Regions from separate parts of the Homo sapiens genome. Here all the other regions are linked to region 3. Evidence: chromatin contacts called from ENCODE Hi-C or POLR2A ChIA-PET data. All regions are on one chromosome and are shown on one strand. Each heading gives the region's core, a stretch centred on a gene start or an enhancer-like site at or near the end of the contact. The rest is flanking DNA. Distances are from core to core; before and after follow the strand shown. Region 1 holds the start of LINC01987 (long intergenic non-protein coding RNA 1987). Region 2 has its middle 14 kb from the start of LINC01973. Region 3 holds the start of SNHG20 (small nucleolar RNA host gene 20).

Region 1 (4,469 bases), core at 926-3,425, 640 kb before region 3:
TTAATTTTCTTCTGTCCTTTTCTCTCTCTCTCTGCTCCTTCTGGGATGTTAACTATACATACATTACATTGTTTGATGTTGTCCTGCACTTCACTAATGTTTTGTTTATTTTTTCAATTATTTTTCTCCCTAAAGTTCCTTTTGAATTGTTTCTATTCTTATGTCTTCAATTTAACTATTCCTTCTTCTTCTGTGTCTAATCTGTTGTTGATCCCATCCACAATATTTTTCATCTCAGTTTTCTTTTTACTTTTAAAAGTTTTATTTAGATTTAAAATATATATGTTATCTTCTATTTCTCTCATCATGTTTATGTTTACCTCTACTTTCTTGAACATATACATTATTTTTATAATAGTTGCTTTAAGGCCCTTGTGTACTAAACTTATGATCTTTGTCATTTACTGGTTTGTTTCTATGAACTGCTTTTCTTCTGGCTGTAGAGCCTAGTTCCTGCTTCTTTGCATGTCTGCTAATTTTTAATTGGATGCCAGACATTGTTAATTCCTCTAATTATTCCTTTAAATATATTCGTACTCTTTTTCTAGTTCATAGTTAAGTTACTTGGAAACAATCTGATTTTTCTTCAAGTATTACTTTTAAGCTTTGTTTCACACGTTTAGAACAACCTTTAGTCTAGGGCTAATTTAGTCCCTCTTCTGAAGCAATGCCTTTCTGAGGACTCTGCTTGGTATTTCCTGGGTGAGGAGGTCTTTCCACTGGCTGTTGGGCATGTAAGATATTCTCCAGCCTTTGTGAGCTCCTGGGGTTCTTCTATCTGCTACTTTCCTTTTCCACAGCCTTAGTAATTTTCTCATATGCATGCACTGATCAATATTCAGCCGAAGGCCTTAAGTGAGTCGTCTGCAGATCTCTAGAGTCCTCTCTTTCTGTGTGCAGCTCTCTCCTCTCCAGGGCTCTGCCCTACAAATGTTAGCTGCCTTGGCCTCCCCACACCCTAAACACTATCTCCTTAATTCAGTGAAGCCACTGAACACTGTGTGGTTTCCACTTACCTGTATGGTGGCGTGGAAACTCTCTCCAGGTTGTCAGCTGGGGCACTTGTGGGTCTCACCTCATTTGCTTCTCCTCTGTCAGAGATTACACTTCTGTGACACCTGCGGTCCAATGTCTGAAAATTGTTGTATATAGTTGGTCTATTTTTAGTTATTTAGGGTGGAATAATAAATGCTTACTCCATCATGGCCAAAGTCTCTGTTGTTTACAGTTCAATGGAGAGAGATACCAACTACATACAAATTGAAATGCAAAGTGCCATAATATCTTTAGAGCAGTAAAGGCAAGCTGTTAGAATTGCTCACAGGAAGAGAAAATTATTTCTACCTCTTGGTTAAGGCTTTTATCACCAAGAAGGCAGCATCCCTACCACACCAACTATATACCCCTAACTCTACATCTCCAGCCCAGATTCTCTCTCTCCTGAATTCTGGACCCCTACACATAACAAAACATTTGAATCATCTCCACCCGGGTATGTCACCAGCACCCCAAACTCCACATACCCAAAACCGAATGCACTCATGTTCTTTCCAAATCATATGGCTTCAGATCCTTCTCTGACATGAGCTAGTGGCTCTTTAAAACTTAGTAAGTTGTCTCCTTCAGCAGAAAACAGTCCCTAACTTCTCCAGCCTTTCTCCACCTTTACCACTGCAGCCCCAGCCTACGCTGGATCAGTCACCATCGTCCTTGTTGTACCCTGTGCCTGTGTTTGGCTACCATCACTTGGGATTTTGTGAGCCCCTTGAGGGACGTCGTGTTCCTTCTATGTGTGTTTTGGGTTGTTCGGGTGCTTAACACATAACAGGGGTTCAATCAACTGTCCTTAAATAAATGGTTCCCTTACAATAGTGATTGACAGATAGGAATTGGATGACCATATGACTCTGTTGCATGGGAAAGAAAAAAAATGAACCTGAGAACATTCTTGGGATTAATCCCTTAAACAAGGGGTCAGCAAACTTTGTCTTAAAGGGACAGATAGTAAATCTTGTAGGCTTTGTGAGCCACACTGCTGTTGCAGCTTGCAAGCAGCAGTGTACTGTACACAAACAAATGGGCATGGCTGTGCTCCAATGATGCCATTTACAAAACAGGCAGAGGGCTGGGTCTGGGCTTCCCCTGCCCTAACCTAAGCCCAGCTGGGCTTCATTCAGCACGCTGTGTACCACTCTTGATGGGTAGGCCCACTCTGCCCGCACCTTGAAACCTGACCAGGTCTTCTCCCACCCCATGAATGTAAACATTTTAACAACTAGCCTGACTGTGAAAAGCCTGGAGAATCCTTCCTACAGGGGACAGTGGTGAGTAGAAAGATTATCGTCAGGTGGCGCCTGTCCTTTTGTGACATCTGTTGCTAATGGAAGCTCTGTGTGTGTGTGTGTGTGTGTGTGTCCAGACATGCTCAGGAAAACTGCCTAAGCTCTCTGGGCTTCAGATGTTTCATCTGTTGAGGGAACGATCGGGGTTTGTTCCTGCTCCCCAGGCAATGTGTTTGGTTTCTGTCTTCTGTTTTTTATGGCATATTCTCCCCACCACACTCTCACCATGCTCTCCGGTTGTCGCTGCCAAGGATTGCAGAGTCCGAGGCGTGGGCAGGAGCCCCGTCCAGGGTCGATCTCCTGAACTCACGGAGCCGTGGGAATAGACAAGAGACACTATCTGGGAAAATGCTTTGAAAATAAATAAAATGGGGAAAGTCTAGTCCAGATAAAATGTAAAATATTTAGACTTGAGAACAGGTTTCCAGCTCACTGTGGAAGACACTCGGGGCTGGGGGAGGCCTGGGTCCCTCCCTCTGCCCTTCACATCAGTTTGGTCATCTTCAAATGGGAACCATCCCTGTGCTGACCCTGTGGCCTCACCAGGGCTCGAGGTCCAGGGCTATGAATGCCTGTTGTAAACAGCTCAGGGCGGGACACATGGAAACAATTAGAGACTTATTTCCCAGGACATTGGACCTAGAAGCCAGGCCCCAAGACATGAAGCAACGCTTCTGTGTGTGTGTGTGTGTGTGTGTGTGTGTGTGTGTGTGTGTGAGAGAGAGAGAGAGAGAGAGAGAGAGAGAGAGAGAAAGGGATTCTGGGAAGGGTGGAAGGAAGTGGTGAGACACGAAACGAAGCTGGACAACAGAGAAGACTCTGACTAGAGATTTTTACCATGAGATGGAGATAGTTGCAGAGGCTCCTGGCTGCCCTCCATGCTCCTGTCCCTCTCTGGCCCCTCAGCTTCCCTCCGGCCTTTCCATTGTTCTTGCAGGTTGCGGCCTCCCTGCCCTCCCCCAGCCAAGGTGGAGGCAGGCCCTTGGGTGAGGGGGACTGAGGGGCTTGAGTGATGATGGGCAGAGAAGGGTGACCATCCGTGCCAGGCCTGCGGCAGAATCACCGTTTCCATTTTTTAAAGTCAAATGCCTCATCGGGATCCCCTCCCACCCCGAGAGTCCCCCTATTATCCATAGGCCATTTGGTAGTTGTTGCTATGGAGACCACAAGCAAAACGGCATGCAAACCAACGCAGGCAATAGCAACAGAAAGGGCAAGGAGAAGGGCGGGGGGAGTGGGACGGGGTGGGGCGGCGGGACAGTACTTCCCCCCGCAGACTCCTTAGACCCCGATTCCCCCATGACCAAGGAGGTTCCAGTCTAGGATCTAGAGGAAGGAGGAGGACACTGAGATGCAGAGACCCTGCTTCTGGGTGGGAATCAGCCAGGGAACATGCAAAGAGGGGGCCAGGGCCCCTCCAGCCCAGCCTCAAGCACTAGCAATCAATTGGGGATTGAGGGGTGTAGGGCATGGAAGATGGGCCTGGCTTTGAGGAAAGCTCCTGTGCAGGGCCAAGCTCCTCTTGGTTTTCAGCCCCCTTGGGATGAGCCATAGAAGTCTGTGCCTCCAAGCCCCCCAAACCTGCCCCACTCAGCTTGCAGGTTTCTCTTTGTCCCCCCAGGGCCTGAGCTCCCCTTTTGACAGCAACGTTTGTGCTGACTTTGAGGTGCAGAGTGAAGCTGGGCGGGTGCCTGCTCCCCACCTGCACACACACCTCTGTGCACGGAGGGAGAGCTGAGCAGTGCTGGAATTGCCAAGCCAGGCTGCAGGATGTTGTTAGGATCGGGGGTGAGGTGCCCCCACAAGGACAATGGGAGGGTGTGAGAAATCTTCTCTGCTCTGGGCTCTTGGAGCATCGGCCGCCTCCCTGTGTGTCTGGCTATGCAAAGAGGCAGTGGAACAGCTCAATTTTTAAGAGGAAAAACCACAGCCCCCAAGAATATAAATATGTGAAATTGAGGTTTCTTGACTAAAATAAGGACTGATGAGGGAATGGAGATTTTTGGAGAGGACCTTTCCCTTTTCCCTAGAAGTTTCCCAACTCAGACGGATCAAAGAAAGCCACACAAACATACTCCGACTGGCTTCATGGGAACAGTGTCTGGGGACATTCAGTTAAGCTGATTC
Region 2 (3,948 bases), core at 818-3,317, 780 kb before region 3:
TTTCACTGAGCGTGATGTTTCGGAGGTTCCTTCGTGCTGCAGCCTGAATTGGTGCTTCCCTCTTTTTGTGGGCCTTCTTTTTTTTTTTTTTTTTTTTTTTTGAGACGAAGTCTCACTGTCACTCAAACTGCTGGAATACAGTGAGTGGTGCAATCTCGGCTCACCGCCACCTCCTCCTCCTGGGGTTCAAGCAATTCTCCTGCCTCAGCCTCCCGAGTAGCTGGGATTACAGGTGCCCACCACCCCACCTGGCTAATTTTTGTATTTTTAGTAAAGATGGGGTTTCACCATGTCGCCTAGGCTGGTCTCGAACTCCTGACCTCAGGTGATCTGCTCACCTCGGGCTCCCAAAGTGCTGGGATTAGAGGAATGAGTCACCGCGCCCAGCCATGGGCCCTCCTTTTGTGACACTCCACTGCGTGGGTCAACCACACTTTGTGTATTCATTCAGCCCTGGGTGGACATTTGGGTTGTTTCTACCTTTCTGCTTCTGTGAGATGAACTGTGCTTCTGTGAACGTTCATGTGCAAGTATTTGGATATCTGTTTTCAATTCTTTTGGGTGTATACTAAGAGTGGAATTCCTGGGTCATAGGATAATTCCATGTTTAAACATTTTTGAAGATTGGAAATCTCCTTTTTAAGCAAATAAGAGCGTTCTTCAGGATTCAAGCCTTCAGCAGACAAGAACACTCAGCTAGACTTTGCTGACCTTGATTTCTAATGTTATTTATGTTTACAGGATCAGAAAATCCAATGCTGGATTTTCATTTGTAGTAGCGACATGAACTTGTCTTTTAAAAATCAATGTTATTATTATTATTTTTTTCTTTTGAGACAGAGTCTCCCTTTGTCACCTAGGCTGGAGGGCAGTGGCAGGATCTCAGCTCACTTCAACCTCCACCTCCCAGGTTCAAGTGATTCTTGTGGCTCAGCCTCCCAAGTAGCTGGGACTACAGGCGAGCACCACCACACCTGGCTAATTTTTGTATTTTTGGTAGAGACGGGGTTTGGCCGTATTAACCAGGCTGGTCTTGAACCCCTGACCTCAAGTGATCCACCTGCCTTGGCCTCCCAAAGTGCTGGGATTATAGGCCACCATACCCAGACTGAAAATAAACGTTACTTCAAAAGTGAGTAGGTTCATGGTCAGGAGGGGTGGCTCATACCTGTAATCCCAGCACTTTGGGAGACTGAGGTAGGCGGATTGCTTTTGAGCCCAGGAGTTTGAGACCAGCCTGGGGAACATGGTGAAACTTGTCTCTACAAAAAAAACAAAACAAAACAAAACAAAAACTAGGTGGGCATGGCGGTATGCACCTGTAGTCCCAGGTACTTTGGAGGCTGAGGTGGGAGGATCACTTGAGCTCAGAGGCAGAGGCTGCAGTGAGCCGTGATTGCACCACTGCACTCCAGCCTGGGTGACACAGCAAGACCCTGTCTCAAAAAATAAAAAGCCCTACATGGGTAGGTATTTTTGTCCATTTGGTTTACTACCTATGTCTAACGCCAGAGTGATGCCTGGCACATATATTAGGTCCTCAATAAAAATGTGTTGAATAAATGACTATACCTAATACATACACACACAATATTATACATCATAGTCCAGGGTGGGCACAACGCTGGCAAAAATCACCAAGCTGGAGGGCCAATGCCTGAGAAACCCAGCCCAGGGGCTGCCGGACAGATCCGAGGCGGACACCCAGCCTCACTGCTCGTTCACTCTGACTTTGGCCAATTTCTTACCTTCTCTACACCTCAGCTTCCTCATCTGAAAAACGGGGTTGCTGGGAGAGTGCAATGCGCTGTTGTGCAACACACTCAACGAAGCTCAGCTACTGTCATTATTACCATCCTCAGCCACTGCAGGGAGGACCACAGAGGGGAGCTAAATGCAAATAAGGGCTTGGGAGAGCCCTGTGATGCAGCTTTTTGGGGGAGGCTGGGCACCCCGGCCTGAGGCTGGCAGGGGTGTGGCTCTGTGTTCAGCACCCATGATGGGAAGTGACAGTGTCCTGCCTTTGCTCCGTGCTGTGCCGTTCACAAACTTGCTTTCACATCCCTTTTTCTCACCTGATCTGCCCACAGCCTGGCGGGGCCGGCAGAGCTAAAACTGTGAATTGCATTTGACGGGGGAGAACACCTGAGGTGGAGGAGAGGTTAAGGGGCTCGTCTGAGTTCACACAGCAGGTCAGTGCCGGAGCATGGATTGGTGAGTTGGGAATCACCATGGCCTCGTGGTCTCAAATAAAACATCCCTTTGCTTGTGTGTGGGTTTGTGAAGCTGCCTGCCCGGTAACCTCCCCTGGGCTAGGTCTGCAGAATGAGGTTCCACTGGGGCACTTCAGCTGCCTCATTCTGCAGAGTTCTTGCTCCGGATTCTGAAGCATCTGCAAAGGAGACACGTCGCCTGGGTCTTGAGAAGACAGAACTGTTTGCCCCACGCTGGGAACTACTGGGGAAGGGGAAGGGCACATGAGGCTTGGCCAGAGTGCCTGGAGGCTGGCTTAGGGCCAGCTGCATGATCCTTGCATGAAGGAGGAGGAACGGCCCTCTTCATATGCCATCACCTAAGGCCACCTCCCATCCTCTGCCTGGGACACTGGCTCCTGGAAAATGCTCTTTCCTCCTGGTGCCACAGCCCCAGCGAGCTCGACGCAGCTCCCCTTCCACAGACACAGAACTCTCCAAACTCCCAGTGGTTTGGGAAGAACAGCCACCACATCCCAAGCCCAGCACCACCTTTTGGGATGTGATATGTCAAAGTAGTAAGATGATGAAGTGTCCTGTGCCGGCCCATCAGAGCCTTAGCGACAGATATGGGCCCAGAGTGCCTTGGAGAGCCAGAGCCTCTGCAGTGACGTGGAATTTATTATACTTTCCATCCATCGCTTGGCAGCCTTCTCCCAGCTCTTTTCTCTTGAAAAATGGTTCCTGCCAATCTTGCTGTTTACTTAAGTGGTTATTAAGTATTTTTCCCGCTGCTGGTCTGGGTACTTCTTGATAAACATTATCTATTTAAGAAGAACTTTTAGGGAGAGCTCCACTCTGCCCCTACACACACACACACACACACACACACACACACACACACACACACACGTGTATGCACACACACGTATGTGCATACAGACGCACATGCGCGTGTACACACACACACACACACACACACACACACAGAGTCTGGGCATGAGAGTCCGGGTCCCAAAGCTTCCTCCCCAAGCCGGCTGGGGTCAGGCCACCACCGAATGTATCACTTGACCTGACGTGACAGCCTGGTTTCCTCTTCGCCCCTCTGGCCAGCCTCCTCTGGGCATTGGAGGTGGCTCCAGCTTTGAGCTGCACGCAGCTACCAGTTGTGCCTCCCAAGGCATCCCAGGGCCACTCTGCTAAGAGCATCTGCTTGGCTTTGCCCCGCAGCAGCGGTGAGGGAGGGGAGGTGGCTCGTGTGCATCGGGGGACCCTCTGACGTGTCAGTGCTAAGATCCTATCTGCAGGTCTCGAGCCCTCCTGAACTGGAGGGCTGGGGCCCTGGGTGGCACTGAGGTCAGGTGAGGCCCGGATAGGAGGACAGGATACCGAGGAACAGGAAGAAAGGCAACTTGGCTGGAACGTCCTTGCCATGGGTAGGCTGGGGGTCTGGGGGCTTGACTGAAATTGGGTGTCTGTGTCGGCAGTGGGTGTCTGAGCCTCACCCCTCCAGGGATGGCAGAGGGTATGAGACACTGAGCTGTGCCCAGCTTCTCTGGCTTCCCACACGTGCCAAGTGCAAGATGGGCTGCTAGTGAGCTTGGCTACTTCGGGCAAATCCTCCCCTCTCTGGACCTCAGTTCATTCACCTGGGGAGTAAACGGGGTGGGCTCCATCCCTACTCCCACAGTCCAGGACTCCCAGAGAGCATGGGTCTCATGGCTACTCCACAGGCTGAAAATCCTTCAATTTAGGA
Region 3 (4,209 bases), core at 25-2,524:
GCCTCCTGAGTAGCTGGGATTACAGGCACATGCCACCATGCCCAGCTAATTTTTTGTATTTTTAGTAGAAATGGGGTTTCATCATGTTGGCCAGACTGGTCTCGAACTCCTGACATCAGGTGATCCACCCGCCTCGGCCTCCCAAAGTGCTGGGATTACAGGCATGAGCCACTGCACCTGGCTGAATTATGCCCTCTTAAGTGTGATCATTTAACCTTGTCTCCCTAACTGGGTTGTAGTTCCCAGAGAACAAGGGCCATGACTGTTTTCTTCATCTCTGTATCCGTAACATTTAACATGATGTCAGGCCAATGTATCAACAAATGTTTATTGAATGAAAGACATGACAGTAACATTGTTTATGAAGTTTTGAAAAGCAAGGGCTCTCTGATACTAACTACAACCATTTTCTTTAAACGTAGGTCCTGTTTGCAGTATCATACATGATCATCAAACTGCTGCTAGAATGCTCACACCTGTTACTGCAAATTCAAAACCCAGGAAAGACTTCTTCCGGGAATTTACTTTAGGTCAGGGTTGGGCTGCCTGGTACCATGCTGCACCCACAACTTGGCAGGCTCAACAACACAGGAGCCTTTCCCCAGACCGTCTGACCTGAACACTTTGTCACCATGCTTGACATACCTGGATGCCCTGCTGAGGTCACTTCGAATGCTCTCATCAACGAGGGGCAGGAAGAAAATAGTGGTTGCTGCATGTTTTCAGCCAATCGTCGGGGGATATTTCTCATTTTCTGTTGAAACCTTGGGGGAAAAAGTAACATAATGTGCTTTAAAAGGACAAAAGTCATTCGACGCTTACCACACTCCTAGAAACCTGGGCTAACCCAGCCAGGGACCCCAATGCTTTTCTGCTGGCTACGGGGCCTCCCTACAGCTCCTCATTCCAATTTCGGTGGCTGTGTGCGGACCAAGTTCTCTTTTGTCGCCTCCCGTCCAAGCCCTACTTGCGATGGGAGAAGCCGTCCCCGAAATCCCGGGCGCCGTGGAGGGGGTCTGGTCTCTGGGTCTCTGGTCACCCGGTCAGTGCCTCCAGCCCCCGGCAGAGCTCTGTTATCGTCCCGGGGCGAGCCCAATTCCGCAGGCTAGGGCCGATGGCGGCGGAACTGTGGTCAGGGCTGCCCTGAGTCATCCTGCGGACTGCGAGTCGGCGACCACCAGGAGGCGAGAGCGGGTTTCCCCTCCAACAGGCCAAAGCACGTGTCTCCACTTACTTCCCACTCCCCTGGGCGGAAGTAGCTCCGTCAGCAACTTCCGGCCGGAAGTGATAACTTACCATAGAGATAGCAGCTAGAGAGTCGATGACTTTGGATCTGGGTCATCCAAGCCGGACTTAAAGGGGTCGCAGCCCGCGCGGTGTGATTAATGGGGACTAGAGCCTGGGCCAGAGGGGAGGGCCCTGGAGCGAGGGAATCAGAAGGAACATCCCATTTCTTGAAAGCCCGCTGGGTTCCTGGAGCCGTGAAAGCATTATCTCTCTACTCCTCATGCAACCCTCTGAATTAAGTGCAAAGACCACTCCTGTCTTGTAGATGAGAAGTGGGGCGCTCCGGAGATGCTTGGTTACTTTTCCAAGCACAGCCGGCCAGGAAGTGGCAGAGCTGGGTTCACACCTAAGTCATTTCTGCTCCAAACCCAATGCCCTTTCCACCACCCCAGGTGGCAGGAAGGAGAAAGCTCAAGAGCAGAGGGGCTACGTGAAGATGCAGGCCGTCCTGGCCTATTGGGATACCCCCTGAAAAGCCTATTGCTCCAAAAGACCTGGTAGATTCCCGACAGTTCACTGTCTGTGGGCACAGGAAGCAACGAACAGGAATCTTGCTCTGAGTCTAATCCCACAACCAAGGAAGAATTGCTGGACCTTGTCTCAGAGGCGTTTGAACCAGAGCAACTCCATCTTGAATAGGGGCTGGGTAAAATAAAGCTGAGACCTACTTGGATGCATTGCTAGGTCATACAGCTCATAAAGACCTTGCTGATCAAACAGGCTGCAGTAAAGAAGACGGCCAAAATCCTCCAAAACCAAGATGGCTATGAGAGTGACCTCTGGTTGCCCTCACTGGTACACGCCCACCAGCGCCATGACAGTTTACAAATGCCGTGGCAACGTCAGGAAGTTACCCTACATGGTCTAAAAAGGGGAGGCATGAATAATCCACCCCTTGTTTAACATATCACCAAGAAATAACCATTAAAAAAAAAAGGCCAGGTACACTTTGGGAGGCCGAGGCAGATGGATCACTTGATGTTGGGAGTTCGAAACCAGCCTGACCAACCTGGTGAAACTCCATCTCTACTAAAAATACAAAATTAGCCAGGTGTGGTGGCACACACTTGTAATCCCAGCTACTTGGGAGTCTGAGGCAGGAGAATCGCTTGAACCCAGGAGGCGGAGGGTGCAGTGAGCCAAGACTGCACCACTGAGGCCAGGCATGGTGGCTCGACCCTGTAATTCCAGCACTTTGGGAGGCCAAGGCGGGCAGATCACCTGTGGTCGGGAGTTTGAGACCAGCCTGACCGACATGGAGAAACCCCGTCTCTACTAAAATTACAAAAAATTAGCCAGGCGTGGTGGTGCATGCCTGTAATCCCAGCTACTTGGGAGGCTGAGGCAAGAGAATTGCTTGAACCAGGCAGGTGGAGGTTGCGGTGAGCCGAGATTGCGCCATTGCACTCTAGCCTGGGCAACAACAGAGAAACTCCGTCTCAAAAAATAAAATAAAATAAAATAAAATAAAGACCGTGCCACTGCACTCCAGCTTGGGTGACAGAGCGAGATTTTTATGACCGCACCTCCTTCACAATGTCTTTGAGTTGTCTCACTCACATTCAACAATACATACTGTTAGTTTTATTAACTTGGAAATATTTAACTTACATTTTTGTTTTGATGGAGGAGCTACAGTTCTGTTTTGTTTTACCATATTTCATGAGTTTACATAAGAATGAAAGGATATAATTGTATAATCAGCTTAACTGGAGTAAACAGGTTTGTAAACAACGCAAGTGGCTTCAGGCAGGCATTGGGCTCACCTGGTTGGAGCAGAAGCCGGGTGCCCCAGGAGGGGAGCCTCCAGGTTTCTTTTGTGTGGGTGATCCCCGTCAGTACCACTTGGAGTGGGAGAGGGACTTTTCTCAAAGGAAGCAGGGGTGAAGGCGTCCTGGACAGGCGAAAACTACAGGCGTCTACTACATGGCCCTACCTCTGCCCCCTGGTGGTGGCTCTTGGTGGCGCTGCTGACCACAGGTGATGTTAGAAACAAGCCAGCCGTGCACCTAGCAGGTCTTCTCCGGGGCTGCCTGTCTGACCTGCAGGATAGAGTCCACACGATTGCTTTCCCCCTCTTTTTCCATTTCTGCTTCATTAGGAAAAAACAAAACTCAACAAATCACCCTTACCTGTCCTGGCCCTGTTGATCTGACCGCCTTTCATCACCTTGGTGCCCACACAGACCCCTGCTCCAGCCATTCTGCCCAGCCCAGCTCCCAGACACTCCGCGCATCCGCACTCCAGCAGAGCACACCTGCCCTTTGAAGCCAGCTCTGGTCCCAGGTGACAGTTTCTTCTCACATGCTCTCCGGTGCCAATTGTTTGACATATCCTGTGTCCCCTGGGCTATTTGTTACACACCTTTCGATGAACACATCTGGTCTCTGTTGAGTGGGGCTGTTCTCTCTAAAGGCAGGGTGTTGTCAGCATCCTCAGCCTTATCGGGAAGATGAGGTCTGCAGCAGGAACCTTTGCCCCCACCTCCCCAGACGAGAGAGGATGAATCCCCCGGAGCTGGGAGGGCTGCAGGAAACAGAGATACACATCTCCTTCCTGGCCAGATGCTTGCTACATCACAGACCCTGCCAGCAGGTCCTGGCACTGCTGCCAGAGAGAATGTGGTGAGAGGCCAGGCATGATGGCTCATGCCTATAATCCCAGCACTTTGGGAGGCTGAGCAGGTGGATCACCTGAGGTCAGGAGTTCAAGACCAGTCTGGCCAACATGGTGAAACCCTGTTTCTACTAAAAATACAAAAATTAGCTGAGTGTGGCAGTGGGTGCCTGTAGTCCCAGCTACTCAGGAGGCTGAGGCAGGAGAATTGCTTGAACCCAGGAAGGGGAGGTTGCCGTGAGCAGAGATCGCACCATTGCACTCCAGCCTGGGTGACAAGAGCGAAACTCCATCTCAAAAAAAAAG

What was found. A loop is a pair of places that touch in the nucleus more often than their neighbours do. ChIA-PET counts read pairs that join two places held with the same protein, here RNA polymerase II (POLR2A). Pooled maps may share reads with other maps.
Region 1: a map of OCI-LY7 shows a loop between it and region 3 (4-fold over the local background). The contact joins the promoter of LINC01987 here to the promoter of SNHG20 in region 3. A Hi-C loop is called at or near these places in 1 of 168 maps with a recorded cell type or tissue (OCI-LY7).
Region 2: a map of OCI-LY7 shows a loop between it and region 3 (4-fold over the local background). The contact joins the enhancer-like site here to the promoter of SNHG20 in region 3. A Hi-C loop is called at or near these places in 1 of 168 maps with a recorded cell type or tissue (OCI-LY7), 1 of 37 single-sample maps with no recorded cell type and 3 of 50 pooled maps. POLR2A ChIA-PET finds 5 or more read pairs at or near these places in 3 of 52 experiments (CD8-positive, alpha-beta T cell, K562 and activated CD4-positive, alpha-beta T cell).

Annotation. Positions count from the first base shown.
Region 1 is chr17:77,726,265-77,730,733 of GRCh38, reverse strand. It overlaps LINC01987 (long intergenic non-protein coding RNA 1987), which reads left to right and starts at 2,175. Exons shown (of 2, transcript NR_104134.1): 1 at 2,175-2,324.
Region 2 is chr17:77,867,915-77,871,862 of GRCh38, reverse strand. No RefSeq gene overlaps it. Among named protein-coding and RNA genes, the nearest start is that of LINC01973, 14 kb to the left of the region's middle. RefSeq lists an enhancer at 2,192-2,281. Within about 2 kb of position 2,067, at least 8 of the 41 ENCODE cell types and tissues checked have a DNase peak (open chromatin) inside an H3K27ac peak, as active enhancers do; they include CD8-positive, alpha-beta T cell and OCI-LY7, where a contact is called at or near this core.
Region 3 is chr17:77,085,708-77,089,916 of GRCh38, reverse strand. It overlaps SNHG20 (small nucleolar RNA host gene 20), which reads right to left and starts at 1,274. Exons shown (of 3, transcript NR_027058.1): 1 at 968-1,274; 2 at 646-764. MIR6516 (microRNA 6516) reads right to left here and starts at 500; the gene lies at 420-500. It also overlaps a transcript of SEC14L1 not described here and SCARNA16. RefSeq lists enhancers at 793-902, 238-1,172, 1,093-1,402, 669-1,868.